Linked DNA regions of Homo sapiens: all the other regions are linked to region 2. The links are chromatin contacts, found by Hi-C or POLR2A ChIA-PET in ENCODE. All regions are on one chromosome and are shown on one strand. The core of a region is the stretch at or near the end of the contact, and the rest is flanking DNA. Distances in the headings are between cores, read along the strand shown. Region 1 holds the start of OSER1 (oxidative stress responsive serine rich 1). Region 2 overlaps MYBL2 (MYB proto-oncogene like 2). Region 3 holds the start of ADA (adenosine deaminase). Region 4 holds the start of PKIG (cAMP-dependent protein kinase inhibitor gamma).

Region 1 (3,202 bases), core at 382-2,881, 530 kb after region 2:
TAGCATGGCAGGTGATCACCCTAGATGTTAATACAAACTTTACATTCCTGTTGACACACTAAAAGATCTATCATCTAAAAACCAAAACAGGCCAGAATTAAAATCTGGCTACAGACTAAAACTTCAGGAATGAAGTTCTGTCTAAACCATTTTCAGACTTCCAGCATTTTTTTACTACTCACTTTTTTTCTCAGTTATTTTAGCCAAGAGCAAATGAGCGTTAGGCATAACCTTAAGAGCTAGAGAAGAGCATGTTTGTAATTATAAAAGGCTCATTATGCTCCTCTGCATCCCCAGATCCCCATTCAAAGAAAGGGCTGTACAACTAACTCCGGACAACAGATATAATTGGCTTGCCTTTCTTCATTAATATTAAATTTGTGGGAGACAGTCTTGGCGTTTTCACTGCAGTGAACTCGTGAAGTTGAACAATCTCCAAAGAGATGAAACTTTAAAAAGCCTATTCGAAGTTAAAGTCAAATCACACCAGGCAATTTAACTTTGCCTCGGATTTTCCACAACCTTACAAAAATTACAAAGTTCTTCTAAGTTCCTCCATCAAAAGGCCAAATTCCTGGTTTTTTCTTTCAACAAAATGGATGCGTCACAATCTTATTTACATCTTGCCGTTTTAACCAAGACCTCCTTGAATCCCAAGCCTAGGTCTACACTTCCAGGCCCCTGAGAAGACCTAAGAACGATCAAGAAGGGATGCGCGGGTAAGCGTTGTCATCACAACATTAAAGATTTCGAAACTCCCAGACCACCAGAAAGCGTAGAGTATGGGGAAGAAAACCAAACCCAGCAACTCTAAGAGGCAAACTAGACCGGGAGGAAACAATCGGCCCCCAGGACAAAAAGCACATTCACACCTCTCCGTGCAACCCACTCATCCCTTTATACTCGCAGCGCTGCAGCCAAAGCACAAAGTTCTTTCTTTTCACCCAGAGTCTGTGCCTGTCGCGGTTAAACATGAACGGAGGAAAATTCCTAGTCAGAACCCAGAGGGGTAGGACGGGGCTTGGAGTGTGGGGACAACGCCAAGCAGGGAGCTGTCCAGGGGCACTGCCCGCCCGGGGTCTCCAGCTGTGAAGTTGCGCTCCTCGGGAGATTCCTGGGGTCAGAACGAGAGGCTGGAGTCGGAGCGAGGCACAAGGGATGCGGGAGAAGAAAGGAGTGGGGCCGAAGAGGTAGCCAAAGAGAATGGGGCTCCGAGGCGAGAGAGAAAGGACTGGAAGGGGCAAAGGGCGGCCAAGGAGGGCGAAAAGGGGAAGCTGCCGCTGGGCGGGAGACGGCGGAGGAGCGAGACGGGGCGGGGGACCGCGGGAGGACGGGAAGGCGGGAAGGGGAGAGAGCGTGGAGCTCGGAGCTCCAGCAGGCACAGGCCGCGGCAGATAAGGGGGCGCGGAGAGGCCCAGGCCCGGCCCAGGCAGGAGGCGTCGGGAGACGACGCGACCCAAGGCGGGCGGGCCCGGGGAAAACCGCCCGCGGCCAGACCGGCAGTGGAAGCTGAGACGCAGTGCTGCGGCCCCTCCCCGTCACGTCAGGGCACTTACCTCCTCGCAGCTGGGACGCTCCGGTGATGCGGGGCAGTCAGTTCAGAGCGTCTCTCCCAAATCTCGGCACCCGACTGACCCGGATCCAAACCAGCCAAGGGGGCGGCCCGCGCCTCGGGAGTCGCGTTGCGCCTGCGCACTCCGGCATGCACCCCTCCCCCTGCTTATGCTCCTCCCACCCCAGTGACTCGGCAGCGCGGCAGCCGACGACTGCGCAGACGCAGGGCGGCGGCCGCGCCTCTCCAACGCCCCGCACCCGCCCCCCTCAGAAGCACGTGCGCCTTACGTAATTTCCTGTTATTCTTCGGTTTGCCTCCTCCCAGTGGCGTGGATTTGCTCCCGACCCGCTTTTGGGGCGTGCCTGCTTCCTCCTCTCTGTTAGGTGAGTGAGTAGGCGTCATTCTTCACAGTAGTCCTCTGCCTCCACCGCCCCGGGATCTCCTTGCGCTCGGTCCTCTACGTGGAGTCACCTATGCAGAGGAATTCCACGGGGCGGGGGCGAGGACAGGGTGCGGGGGTCTTTATGGCAGACAATCCCCGGCTGAGCGCTTGGCCAGAGTTTCTGTGATGCTAGAATCTGGACTGCCTGCGACCTCTCCGGGACTCGGACACCAGCCCTCGCCTCCTGGTGATCTTTTAGGTCCTGCAGAGAAGTGAAGAGGTATTGGACGTGGCCAGGGTCAATAGTGTGAAGCCAGAATTAGAATTGAATTGAAATGCCTTCGGTTTTGATATCTCTGCTGTTTGTCTTGAGGCAACTGCTTTTCCTCCTTTGGGCCTCTCAGTTTTCCATCTAGTAAGTGAGGAAGTTGAACCTTATCGGTGAATCTCGTGTTTTCAGGCGTAGACTCCTTTGAGAATCTGGTGAGAACTGTAGATCCTCTTGCCAAAGAAATGCACCTACACACCAAATTTTGCAAAAAGATTTAGGCAGTTCACCAAAGGAGATGAATTTTAGGATTCTTTACATTTTTCTGATTCTGAATGTTGCTCAGATGGTAGGCGGGAAAAGGTGATCTGTGCAACAGCTGCCACCCGCTCCATCACCAGGACTGGTTCTGCTGATCTAGCTGTGCCTCTCCTCGCCTGCCAATCTCCAGCTCCACGTCTGCACTGCTCAAAGCTTCGTGAGAACAGATGATTTTGCGCAATTGAGTTGGATGGCGTTGATTGTGGCCCACCCCTAGAGTGAGGGTTTTTCCCTGAACCAAAACTGGCCCCATCCACCGTCATTCCCCAATACCTTAGTTGTAGTCAACTAGATAGGCTGCCGAAGATGGTTTAACTGTGTCCAGCTTAACTACAGCCAGGCTTTGGAATGCCTGGCCTATGTCTGTAAATGAAATCTAACAATTTATTGTATAACGTTGTTAAACATGAAGCATGATGTTGGCCCTGGATAAAACATTTTAAATTCTCGTCGTTCATACCAGAGGCTCAGTAACTGACCGGTTGAAAGAAAACTGTTCATTGTAACCTAATGATGCTAGTTAGATAGCATTAGATTATGTTAGAGATCAGATAACTTGTTCTAGCTGCCTTTGTCCTGTCTCACAGTGCTAGTAAGTCAGGATTTAAACTGCCCTTCTCAACATCTCTTGGACAAGAAAAAGCGGGAAATATGATGTATTTATTTTCTCAGACCT
Region 2 (3,215 bases), core at 219-2,718:
AAACTCCTGACCTCAGGTGATCCACCTGCCTCGGCCTCCTGAAGTGTTGGGGTTAAAGGCATGAGCCACTGCTCCCTGCCTGATTTTGACTATTTTAGATGCTTCCTGTGAGTGGAATCCTGAGTATTTGCCCTGTCTGGCTATTTGACTTAGCATAGTGTCCTCAGCTTTCATCCATGCTGTAGCATGTGTCAGAATTCTCTCGACTGAGTAATATCCATTGTTTATATGCATGACATTTTCTTTCTTTTTTCTTTTGTTTGAGATGGAGTCTCACTCTTGCTCTGTTGCCGAGGCTGGAGTGCAGTGGCATGATCTCGGCTCACTGCAACCTCCGCCTCCCAGGTTCAAGCAATTCTTCCTCATCCTCCCGAGTAGCTGGGATTACAGGCACCCACCACCACACCTGGCTAATTTTTGTATTTTTAATAGAGATGGGGTTTCGCCATATTGGCCAGGCTGGTCTCGAACCCCTGACCTCGTGATCTGCCCACCACGGCCTCCCAAAGTGCTGGGATTACAGGTGTGAGCCACTGCGCCTGGCTTGACATTTTCTTTATATATTAATTGATTTGACTGAGGAAAACTTTATATATAATTAACTACAACCATTTGTAGTACAATTCAGTAGAACCACCAGCACAGCCGGGCTATAGGACATTTCCATTGTCCCCAAGACATTCCTTGCCCCCCTTTGCTGTTCATCCCTTTCCACCACTGGCCTCAGACAACCACTTTTTGTCCCTATAGCTTAGTTTACATTTTCTAGAACTTCATGTGCATGGAATCATACGGCATGTACCCTCCTGTGTCTGGCTTCTTTCACACATCATAGTGACACTGAGATTCATGTTATCGCGTGAATTGGTAGTTCATTTCGGGAGGCTATTTTGATAGATACTAGCCTGTCTTCTAACTACTCTTGTTTTTGCCCAGACCTCCAGCTTCTAGTGCTGAATCACTGTCAGCTCTGGCCTGAGTTCAGTAATGACCTCCTTATGTCCGCTCGGCTCCCTTCCAGCCCCTTTCCCACCCTGTAGCAGGCAAAGAGAACTTTACAAAGTTCTCTTCATAGAACGTTTGACTGTGACCACCCACTCTTCAAACACATCAGTGGTTTTGCATGATAGATGGTTGAACTGATGCTGCGAATGGTCTGGCCCCTATGGTTCCCTCCAAAATCATCTTGGATCTGTTTTGCTTCCTCCATTTTAGCTATTCTGCATTTCCTTGGAACCTGTCCCTTAGTGTCCCTGAGTAGGCAGTCACCACGTACCTCTCCATATCTCCCAGCAGGGGGTGGCTTTACTTTTGTTCCTGTGAGCCTTCCATTGGCAGCTGGCTCCCTCCCATGAGATCAGGGGCAGCTCTTTTGCTGCCTGCTGCTGCAGCTGTAGTGCCTGGCACCTTGTACGTATTCACTTCATGACGGAATGGATGAACGAGGCTGTTCTTTTAGATTGGGCTCTGTCACGGGCAGCCCTGAGGTTTTCTGCACGTATGTGTGCTGAGCCCCTGTCTTTCTGGTGTTGGCAGGACGAGCAGCTGAGGGCCCTGGTGAGGCAGTTTGGACAGCAGGACTGGAAGTTCCTGGCCAGCCACTTCCCTGTGAGTACAGTCCTGCTGTGGCCCTCCCTCGGGGCAAGGGCTCTGGGAGAACAGTGTGCCTGGGACAGACTTTGCCAAGGAGGGGAAAAGGGAGTTCCTTACTCAGCCCCTGAAAACAAAACCAAATAAAACAGGGCAAATGGACCTTTGTAGGATCTCTCTTCCCAAGCTGGCATTCAGGGTACACTGCTGTAAACATCTTCCAGCTCCTCAGCATGCCTGGTGGTCTTCAGGCTCTGAGACATTTGCAGCATGTGGTGCATATTTGCATTTCTTCCTGTAAGTCAGGAGTGAACAGGTGTTCGGTTTCTCAACAGTGAGACTGAAACTGAGGGGAAGTGATGCTTTCAGCAGGCTTCATGGTGAGGCCCCTGCAGGGCTGGCAGGTGCTACCACATTCGAGTATTTAGAGCCTCCTGATGGTGAGGGGGTTCCCCTCAGGACCTCCTTCTCAGGCCCTCCCACCCCTGACCCACAGGTGTCTGGGAGGGAGGGGGTGTGGCAGGAGCTGCCATATGTCTTACTGCCTGGGCTGCTCAGAAAGCATGTCACCAGATCCTTTCCTGCCCCATTTCCTCATCTCCCCCTCTTCTGTGTAATCTGAACTCTTCAGGGAATAAAAATGCTCTCCTAGAAAAAAGCAGGGGTCCCTGACGTACAAGGAATTAAAGACTTGTGATGGTGGCCCCTTGTGTTCGGTTGGTAGGGAGCGGCTTCCCACAGGGGACCGAGTTTGCCCTCTCGTGTAGCAAAGGGAAACCGCCCATGTTCCGGCATGTGGGCTTGCAGTGAGTGGTGGCTGCATGGAACAGGACACACCTACCCAAGGTGTGCCTAGTCCCAGGCCATAGGCCCCTGAGCCTAGTACTTAACCAGGCCCCCAGCCCGAGGTCCCAGAAGTTCTCACAGATTGGTTTGTTCTTCTGTTCTTTTCCCAGAACCGCACTGACCAGCAATGCCAGTACAGGTGGCTGAGAGTTTTGAATCCAGACCTTGTCAAGGGGCCATGGACCAAAGAGGAAGACCAAAAAGTAACTGCTGGGACAGTGCCTTGCACACAGTGGGTCTTCACCCACCAGTGTACCTGGGGACTGTGAGATTGCCTTGTGTTGGGGTTGGGGGTGTCAAGCTGAGCATTGGGTGTGAGTTGTCTACCAGCCAGTCTGGACACTCTTATGCTGCCCTGGCTCCAGCCCTGAGATTCCAAGTTTCAGAGTGTCTCCAGGCTTCCTCACTCATGGTCTGAGGGCTATTGGGCTGATTACTCGGCTTCTCTTGTTCCACCCATGGAGGGGAGCAGTAGCAGTGCAGCGTTGTCATGAGAATTAAGCAGGTGATGCTTGTAGGGGGCTTGCAGGTTCTGTACATTTGCTCTCAGCAAATGGCAGCTGCTGCTATCCCTGATTTAATGATGATTGCACCCTGTGACCTTCACAGGGCACAGATGCCTTCTTTTGATCGCCACAGCAGTCCTGTGAGGTGGGCAGAAGTTGTTAGTCCCATTTTATAGATGGAGAGAGCAAGGCTCAGAGAGGTTGGGGATGTCCCCAACCTAGAAGAGGCAATAAGTGCCATGACTGCCTGGGGCTACCTTGGGAGTTCCCTCA
Region 3 (3,238 bases), core at 469-2,968, 970 kb after region 2:
CACCTTTGCCTCCCAAAGTGCTGGGATTATAGGCGTGAGCCACTGCACCCCGCCAATCAAAGAGCTTTGCTATTGCCATAGGATTCACATCAGGGTACAGTGGGTCCCCAGCCCAAGGGCAGAGGGAGCCCAGAGCATTTAATAAAAAGACTGCAAAGGGGAGGCGCCAATCATGGGCCCCAGCTCCAGTAAGACGTGAAGGAGGCAGGGGTGGGGGTAGGAGGGCTTGTACAGCACCTCAGTGCTTCCAGCTTCTGACGGGGAGTAGCTGAGCATTTTCCCTGGGCTGGGGGCATCAGTAGTGGGGGCCAGGCCTCACCCTCCTCAGAAGGTAGGTGGGCTCTCCACAGCCTGTCTCCCTCACTGACACATGCACACTCACTGGATTCTCACCGGCACTTTTGTGATAGCTGTCATCATCATTCACACCTATTTCTTTTCTTTTCTTTTTCTTCTCTTTTTTTTGAGACAGGGTCTCGCTCTGTCTCCCAGGCTGAAGTGCAGTGGCACCATCACACCTCACTGCAGCCTCAACCTCCTGGGCTCAAGCGATCCTCCCGCCTCAGCCTCCTGAGTAGCTGGGACTACGGGAGTGCACCACCACACACACTTCCCCTAACTTTTTTTATTTTTTGGAGAGACGGGGTCTAGTTTTGTTGTCCAGGCTAGTCTCAAACTCCTGGACTCAAATGATCCTCCCGCCTCAGCCTCACAAAGTGCTGGGATTACAGGCGTGAGCCAACCTCCTGGGCCACTCACACCTATTTCTTAGAAGGGTAAGTTGAGGCTGACTGCAGCTGACTCCTTCCCCAACCACTCTCACACCCTACTGGCTGACTCACCCTGCTTGGCAGACTCCTGGGCCCCTCCTCTCGGACTCTGCGACAGGCCAAGGGGGTCCAGACCCTCCCTGACCCCAACAGTCCCAAGACGCCACAGCTGGTGGGCGGAGAAACAAGGGGATTCTCCCCTGGGGCCAGTGGCCATGGCTTGGCCTCGAGTGAACCCTGCTAGGGCCCCAAACCCAGGGCCTACCTAGCTCCTGTTCTTCCCGCGCGGGGGAAGGGGGGTGCTCTGCTCCCCTCCCTCCCCTTTCTGGCAGGGCTCACGGTTCTTCCCCGGGGCGCATCCACAAACCTGAGCTCCTTGGCGCTCACCACCATAACGCTGGCGTACAAAGCTGCTTCCATTCACTGAGCACTCAGTAGGCGCCGGGCACAGCACTAGGTGCCTATCCGGCGTAGACATCGGGCCTGATCATACAGCTGAGCTTCAGAGACCTCAAGTCCCTGCCCAGGCCCACACAGCGCTCAGCGGTGCTAGGATGCCCACTTGACAGACAGCGAAACTGAGACCCAGAGGGGTCAAGTCAGGGGCAGAAGCAGACTCTGGAGGCCTCCGGGTTCTGGACCTTCTCTGCCCCATTGTCCCTGATTAGCCCGCAAGCAAGCCACGGCCTAAGCCGAAGGAAGAACTCGCCTGCAGGAGCCCCCGTTCGTTCCCAGGGTTTGGACGCCCCGGGCTGGGCCCCGCTAAGCCCCTCGGGCCGCCCAGGCGCCGGACCCCCGTCCCCGGAGCCCCCGCGCGCGCTCACTTTGGGCTTGTCGAAGGCGGGCGTCTGGGCCATGGTGCCCTCGTGCGCCCCGGCGCTGCTCCCTCCGCCGCCGCTCGGTGGGTCTCTGCCGGCTCGGTGGCCGCTCGGCTTTCCCTGGGGCCAGCGGTGGCCGCGGCCGGCCACGCTCTTCTTAACGGGCCGGGCCCCGCCTCCCGCCCCGCCCGCCGCCGTTCCCGGGGCCCGCCCTCTCGCCGGAGCCCCCGCCCCGCCCGCCGGCCTGGATCGCGCATTTCCTGGAATTCTGGACCCGGCGTCCTCGCCCGCCGACCCGAAAACTACGGCCCCGCGGCGCCCGACCGGACCCACCTGTGGGCGCGCGCTCCAGCCGCCTCGCTGGGCGCTGCCTTCCCCCCGGCTCCTCCAGCAACTTTCAAGCGTCCCCCTGCAGTCTGGGCGCTGCTGTGCGCCAGGCCCAAGCTAGAAGCGGGGACCCCGGGAGCATCGCAAGCCTCGAGCGGCGTGCCTTCCACCGGATAGACGGACGCTCGTCGCAGAAACACACACCATAATTGTATAGTTAAGGAACTTTCGAGGGGGGCCAGCCGTGGCCTGCAGAACCTGCAGGAGTTCATCAGGGGTGGGTGGGGGTGGAGAGGACATTCTACGTGAGAGACTCCAGGGAGCTGGGAGTGAAAGGAGGCGAGGAAGGCTGGAGCTCGGAGGGAGGGAGAACACAGACAGTCCCCTCCTGGGCATTCACCTTTAAGAAACCCGCCCAGGCGCAGCCAGAGACCTGTGCAGAATGTTCACACCAGCGCTATTCCGAATAACAGGAACATTGGAAACACCCTCAAATGCCCCTCCACGGGCGAGTGGGCAAATAAACCGGAATATTCACACCATGAAACGTTAGACAGCAGTGAAACGGAATGAACTTCAGCCAGACAACAACAGAAACAATGTCTCAGAAACAATGTTGAGTGAAAAAAACTAAGTTGCGGAAAACTGCATACAATGGTGCAACTTTTAGAATGTGTAAAAGCAAAACCAAAAGTATGTATGTTTAGACACATGCATCGGTGGAAAAAATGTAAAGCAAGGGAAAGATGAGCATAGATACGAGAAGAGTGGTTATCTCAGGTGAAAGGGAAGGAGCCGGGAGGAGGTAAGGACGGAGGGAAATAACACGCGGGTACAGGTTATTTATTTATTTATTTATTTATTTATTTATTTATTTATTTATTTACTGAGACGGAGTTTCGCTCTTTCGCGGAGGCTGCAGTGAAGTGGCGCGATCTGGGCTCACTGCAACCTCTGCCCCTCTGGCCCGCCTCCTCCCCACCGCTCCCCCGCACCCCCAGCGTTTCAAGCGATTTTCCTGTCTCAGCCTCCCGAGTAGCTGGGATTATAGGCGCCCACAACCACGCCTGGCTAATTTTTGTTTTTTGTTTTTTTGTTTTTGTTTTTGTTTTTTTGAGATGGACTCTTGCTCTGTCGCCCAGGCTGGAGTGCAGTGGCGAAATCTCGGCTCACTGCAACCTCCACCTCCTGGATTTTAAGCAGTTCTCGGCCTCAGCGTCCCGAGTAGCTGGGATTACAGGCGCGTGGCACCGTGCCCTGCTAAGTTTTGGATTTGTAGTAGAGACGGGGTTTCACCATGTTGGCCAGGCTGGTCTCGAACAC
Region 4 (3,338 bases), core at 703-3,202, 900 kb after region 2:
TGTGAGCCACCGCGCCCGGCCAGGCTGGTGTGGTTTTTATTCCACAGCAGTCCTACGTCACATTGTCACATTGTTGAAAAGCCTTCAGATTGACAAACTCCCTCCTAATATAGCCTGTTTTCTTGGATGTTTTCTGATAAGCATCTGTGTTTTCTGAGAACTAATAAAAATTCTTGTTAAACCACAAATTACCACAGCCTCTTCCTTACCTATAGAGAGCCGCTTTCCCAGTAAAGCTCCGGTCCTACCTTCCCATCACCATCAAAGTGGCATTGAAACAGATCAGATCTGCTCCTTTTGAGGGAGTTAGTTGAAGCCCAGTCTTGCTTCAGGCCACACAGGATTTGGGTAGCAAAGCAAGGAAAGCAGCCTCTCTGACCTAGTGGCCTGAGTGTTTCCTTTCCCAGGCTGGCTGCGGCAACCACTTTGAGAAATGGCATTGGCATTGGCATGTGTGTGGCATGTGTGCTGACCTAGTTAGGAGTTGAGGCTTCATTTCTAATTCTGTCCCTTTCGTTTTGAGCTGTGTGACCTTGGGCATGTCACCTAACTTCTCTGTATATGTCTTCTTATCCAGGAAGGAGAGATTAATAATGTAGCCTCATAGCACTTATCTGATTCTCCTAAGGATGTTATGAGAATCAAATGAGATTATGTACAACGAGAGCAAACATTTATTCAATACTTAGTATGTACCAAATACTTTCAGTTTCCTTACATGTGTTTTTTAATTCTCACAATCCTAAAACAGAGGCACTAGTATCCCACTTGACAGTTAAAAAAACTGAAGTTCAGAGAAATTAAGTCAGACAGGACTCAGATCCACATCTGTGGCTCCCAAATGATGTTCCTAACCACTATGCATGTCACTCGCTCCCCATTGTACACGAAAGTAGAGAGATGTTCTTTGTCTTTACCATCAAGCACTCTCCAAATGCAAGAAATGATCTCTCGTAACCACTGCTGTTCCATGTTGGTCCCTAAGGACACTTATAGCCTGTTACTTGTTTGTCTTATCTTGTAGTTTATGCTGCTGCTTTTCATGTCCCTAAGGACTTGTTCAGTGAATTCTTTTGGTTTTACTCCCAGAGAATCTGTTCATCTCCTTCATAAAGGGGGTTAAAGGTGCCCAGCTGAGCCTGGCATCTTGGGCAGTGGCCTCTGACTTCTCCAGGGTTCTTCCTTCCCTCAAGCATGTAGTTGGGTAGCTTGTAGTAAAATGCTCTATAATGCATTTGTTTATAAGTTCCCCAGTCACTGATTTTTACTCATTGAATCTCAGAAGTGGAAAGCACCAAAGCCAGCATTTTGTTGATAGGGAAACTGAGGTCCAGAGAGGGATGTGACTTGCTTGAGGTCATTCATTCAGTTGAAGGCCTGACCAAGACTGGAACCCAGTTTCCCAGGGGACACACCAGTGCTGTTTCCAAGCCTTCCCCGGGGGCACACATCACCTCCCCTACATGAAGGACAAACTCATGTACTGTGCCCAGCATGTACCTAGGAGACCTGGGAGAAATGAAACAACTTGGAAAATTGGGCAGGAAGAAAGAGATGGGTGTGGGGTGGGGTGAAGATCTCCACCCTAACTAGTATATTATATACCAAAGAAAGGAATTAAACACACAGGAAAGCAGACAACCCACTAAGAAGCAAAGGAATTTACCCAGGAACCCTGGCTCAGTGAGTGGATAGGAAGCCTTTTGTCACTAAAGCTGCAGGGTTGAAAATTGAAGGAAGGATATTAGGCAAGCGTGGTGGCCTGGGATGCAGTTACAGCCCCCTGGCTCATTGTCCAAAGGAAATGGATCTCTCCTGTGGACAGAGAGGTGGAAACTGAGTGAGTGAGTTGTGTGGTTGACATCATCAGGCTGAGCATTGGATTACAACAAATGGGGACTTACTTGGCCCGAGACATGGGAAACACCCACTAAAACCTCAAAGTGCTTTTCATTTAGGAGACACGGGGAAGAGACAGAGAGGAGGGTAAAGTGAGAATCCTGCCCGCACCACAGGTCTGGACTGCTAACCTTGAATCCTGGTTTCTTAAATTCTGCCTCCGCTTCTGACTGAGGACCACTGGATTTTGAGGAAACTTTGGTCTTGTAAGTAGAACTTTACTCTCCTCCCCTGCCCAACACCCCCAGGGAGAAGCAGAGCTTGGAGGCAGAGCTCTCTGGAGAGCTTGCTTTCCAGCCTGTTGGCCACAAAATGTCTATTTTTATATAATGATATATGTGAGCTTGCTCTGAAAATTATGGCCTTGTCTGAAACTGCCTAAGGCTAGTCGGAGCCTCCAGTCTCACAAATGGGCTCCATTCAGATGCTGTTTCATTTTTACTCAAAGAACTTTGACAGAGTATTCAGAGCTTTAAAAGCAGCTCCTTGCTCCAAATATAGGTGAAGAAATAAATCTTCCCTAAGAAATTCGTGTTTGTAAAACCCTTTCTTTTTTTCTGATTACAAAGGTGGTATAATAATTTTTAAACATTCTAGAAAGAAAAGTCTCCGAAAGTAGTGAAAATTCCCTATTATCTTCCCCCTCAGGAACATGGTTGTTGTGTTAAATTTCAGTTACAGATATGGTCAGACTCCATGAATTTACCACATATAAACCCAGTGCTGCAGCAGCTGTGTGGAAAACTCCAAGATGGAAAGGGGTTGGAAATCTTTAACCTTGGGTTTGCGATCTTTTTATTGCTTCCTTTTAAAAATTTGCTGTTTATGCCTGGAATATAAACAGGACATGTAAGCCTTTAGGCATTTTATTTGTTGGTATCTGTTTTCAGGGTTTGAAACTAAGCAAGCTACTCTGTAGAGAGGGAAAGAGGGGGCCCTTGCTGTACCCAGGTCCCTTACTTGGTGGGTCCCTGAACTGAGGAGGATTCCTAGGTGGCTTGAGATGGCTTGCAGTGTGCTAACAGGGGAGGTGTCCCCTCTTAGCAGGTTAAGTATATTTGAAAAGTTACAGCTAACGGGAAGATTTCAGCTTCAACAAAAAGCTACCATATATTAGAAGGGTCACCCAAGGAAACTGTCACCTTGGGCAAGTGTTTCACACTCTCTGGGTCTTGTTTCTTTATTTGTACCTAATGAGGGGACAAAACTAGATGATCTCTGTATTTCCAAATTCAGTATGAAATGAACTGTCCATATTTCTTTTCCCTTTGTATTGGGCCCTTATGGCTTTAGGAGCAAAGGACCCTAGGTTTTCAGTTTCCCAGAGTAGCTAAAAACGGGTGCCTGTAGGACAGTTAAAAGAAGACATAAAACAGGCAACATTAAGTTACTTCTGAGTTTTTATGGGTCTTTTTCAGATTAGGTGTTCTTGAAGAAAG

Evidence for each region. Hi-C counts contacts between places; a loop is a spot of excess contacts on that map. ChIA-PET counts read pairs that join two places held with the same protein, here RNA polymerase II (POLR2A). Pooled maps may share reads with other maps.
Region 1: a loop to region 2 is called in a map of B cell, with 27 times the contacts of the local background. The contact joins the promoter of OSER1 here to the enhancer-like site in region 2. A Hi-C loop is called at or near these places in 1 of 168 maps with a recorded cell type or tissue (B cell), 4 of 37 single-sample maps with no recorded cell type and 5 of 50 pooled maps. POLR2A ChIA-PET finds 5 or more read pairs at or near these places in 2 of 52 experiments (CD8-positive, alpha-beta memory T cell and activated CD4-positive, alpha-beta T cell).
Region 3: a loop to region 2 is called in a map with no recorded cell type, with 7 times the contacts of the local background. The contact joins the promoter of ADA here to the enhancer-like site in region 2. A Hi-C loop is called at or near these places in 7 of 37 single-sample maps with no recorded cell type and 5 of 50 pooled maps. POLR2A ChIA-PET finds 5 or more read pairs at or near these places in 2 of 52 experiments (B cell and SK-N-SH).
Region 4: a loop to region 2 is called in a pooled map, with 5 times the contacts of the local background. The contact joins the promoter of PKIG here to the enhancer-like site in region 2. A Hi-C loop is called at or near these places in 1 of 37 single-sample maps with no recorded cell type and 4 of 50 pooled maps. POLR2A ChIA-PET finds 5 or more read pairs at or near these places in 2 of 52 experiments (A549 and K562).

Annotation. Positions count from the first base shown.
Region 1 is chr20:44,209,140-44,212,341 of GRCh38, forward strand. It overlaps OSER1 (oxidative stress responsive serine rich 1), which reads right to left and starts at 1,632. Exons shown (of 4, transcript NM_016470.8): 1 at 1,557-1,632. OSER1-DT (OSER1 divergent transcript) reads left to right here and starts at 1,821. Exons shown (of 3, transcript NR_038339.2): 1 at 1,821-1,938. RefSeq lists an enhancer at 1,042-1,661 and silencers at 1,321-1,390, 1,586-2,034.
Region 2 is chr20:43,680,248-43,683,462 of GRCh38, forward strand. MYBL2 (MYB proto-oncogene like 2) reads left to right here. Exons shown (of 14, transcript NM_002466.4): 3 at 1,537-1,608; 4 at 2,547-2,639. Among named protein-coding and RNA genes, the nearest start is that of MYBL2, 15 kb to the left of the region's middle. Within about 2 kb of position 1,469, at least 9 of the 41 ENCODE cell types and tissues checked have a DNase peak (open chromatin) inside an H3K27ac peak, as active enhancers do; they include B cell, where a contact is called at or near this core.
Region 3 is chr20:44,649,981-44,653,218 of GRCh38, forward strand. ADA (adenosine deaminase) reads right to left here and starts at 1,719. Exons shown (of 12, transcript NM_000022.4): 1 at 1,595-1,719. The coding sequence starts at 1,627. RefSeq lists enhancers at 1,168-1,277, 1,508-2,491 and a silencer at 1,528-1,917.
Region 4 is chr20:44,580,627-44,583,964 of GRCh38, forward strand. PKIG (cAMP-dependent protein kinase inhibitor gamma) reads left to right here and starts at 1,953. Exons shown (of 4, transcript NM_001281445.2): 1 at 1,953-2,105.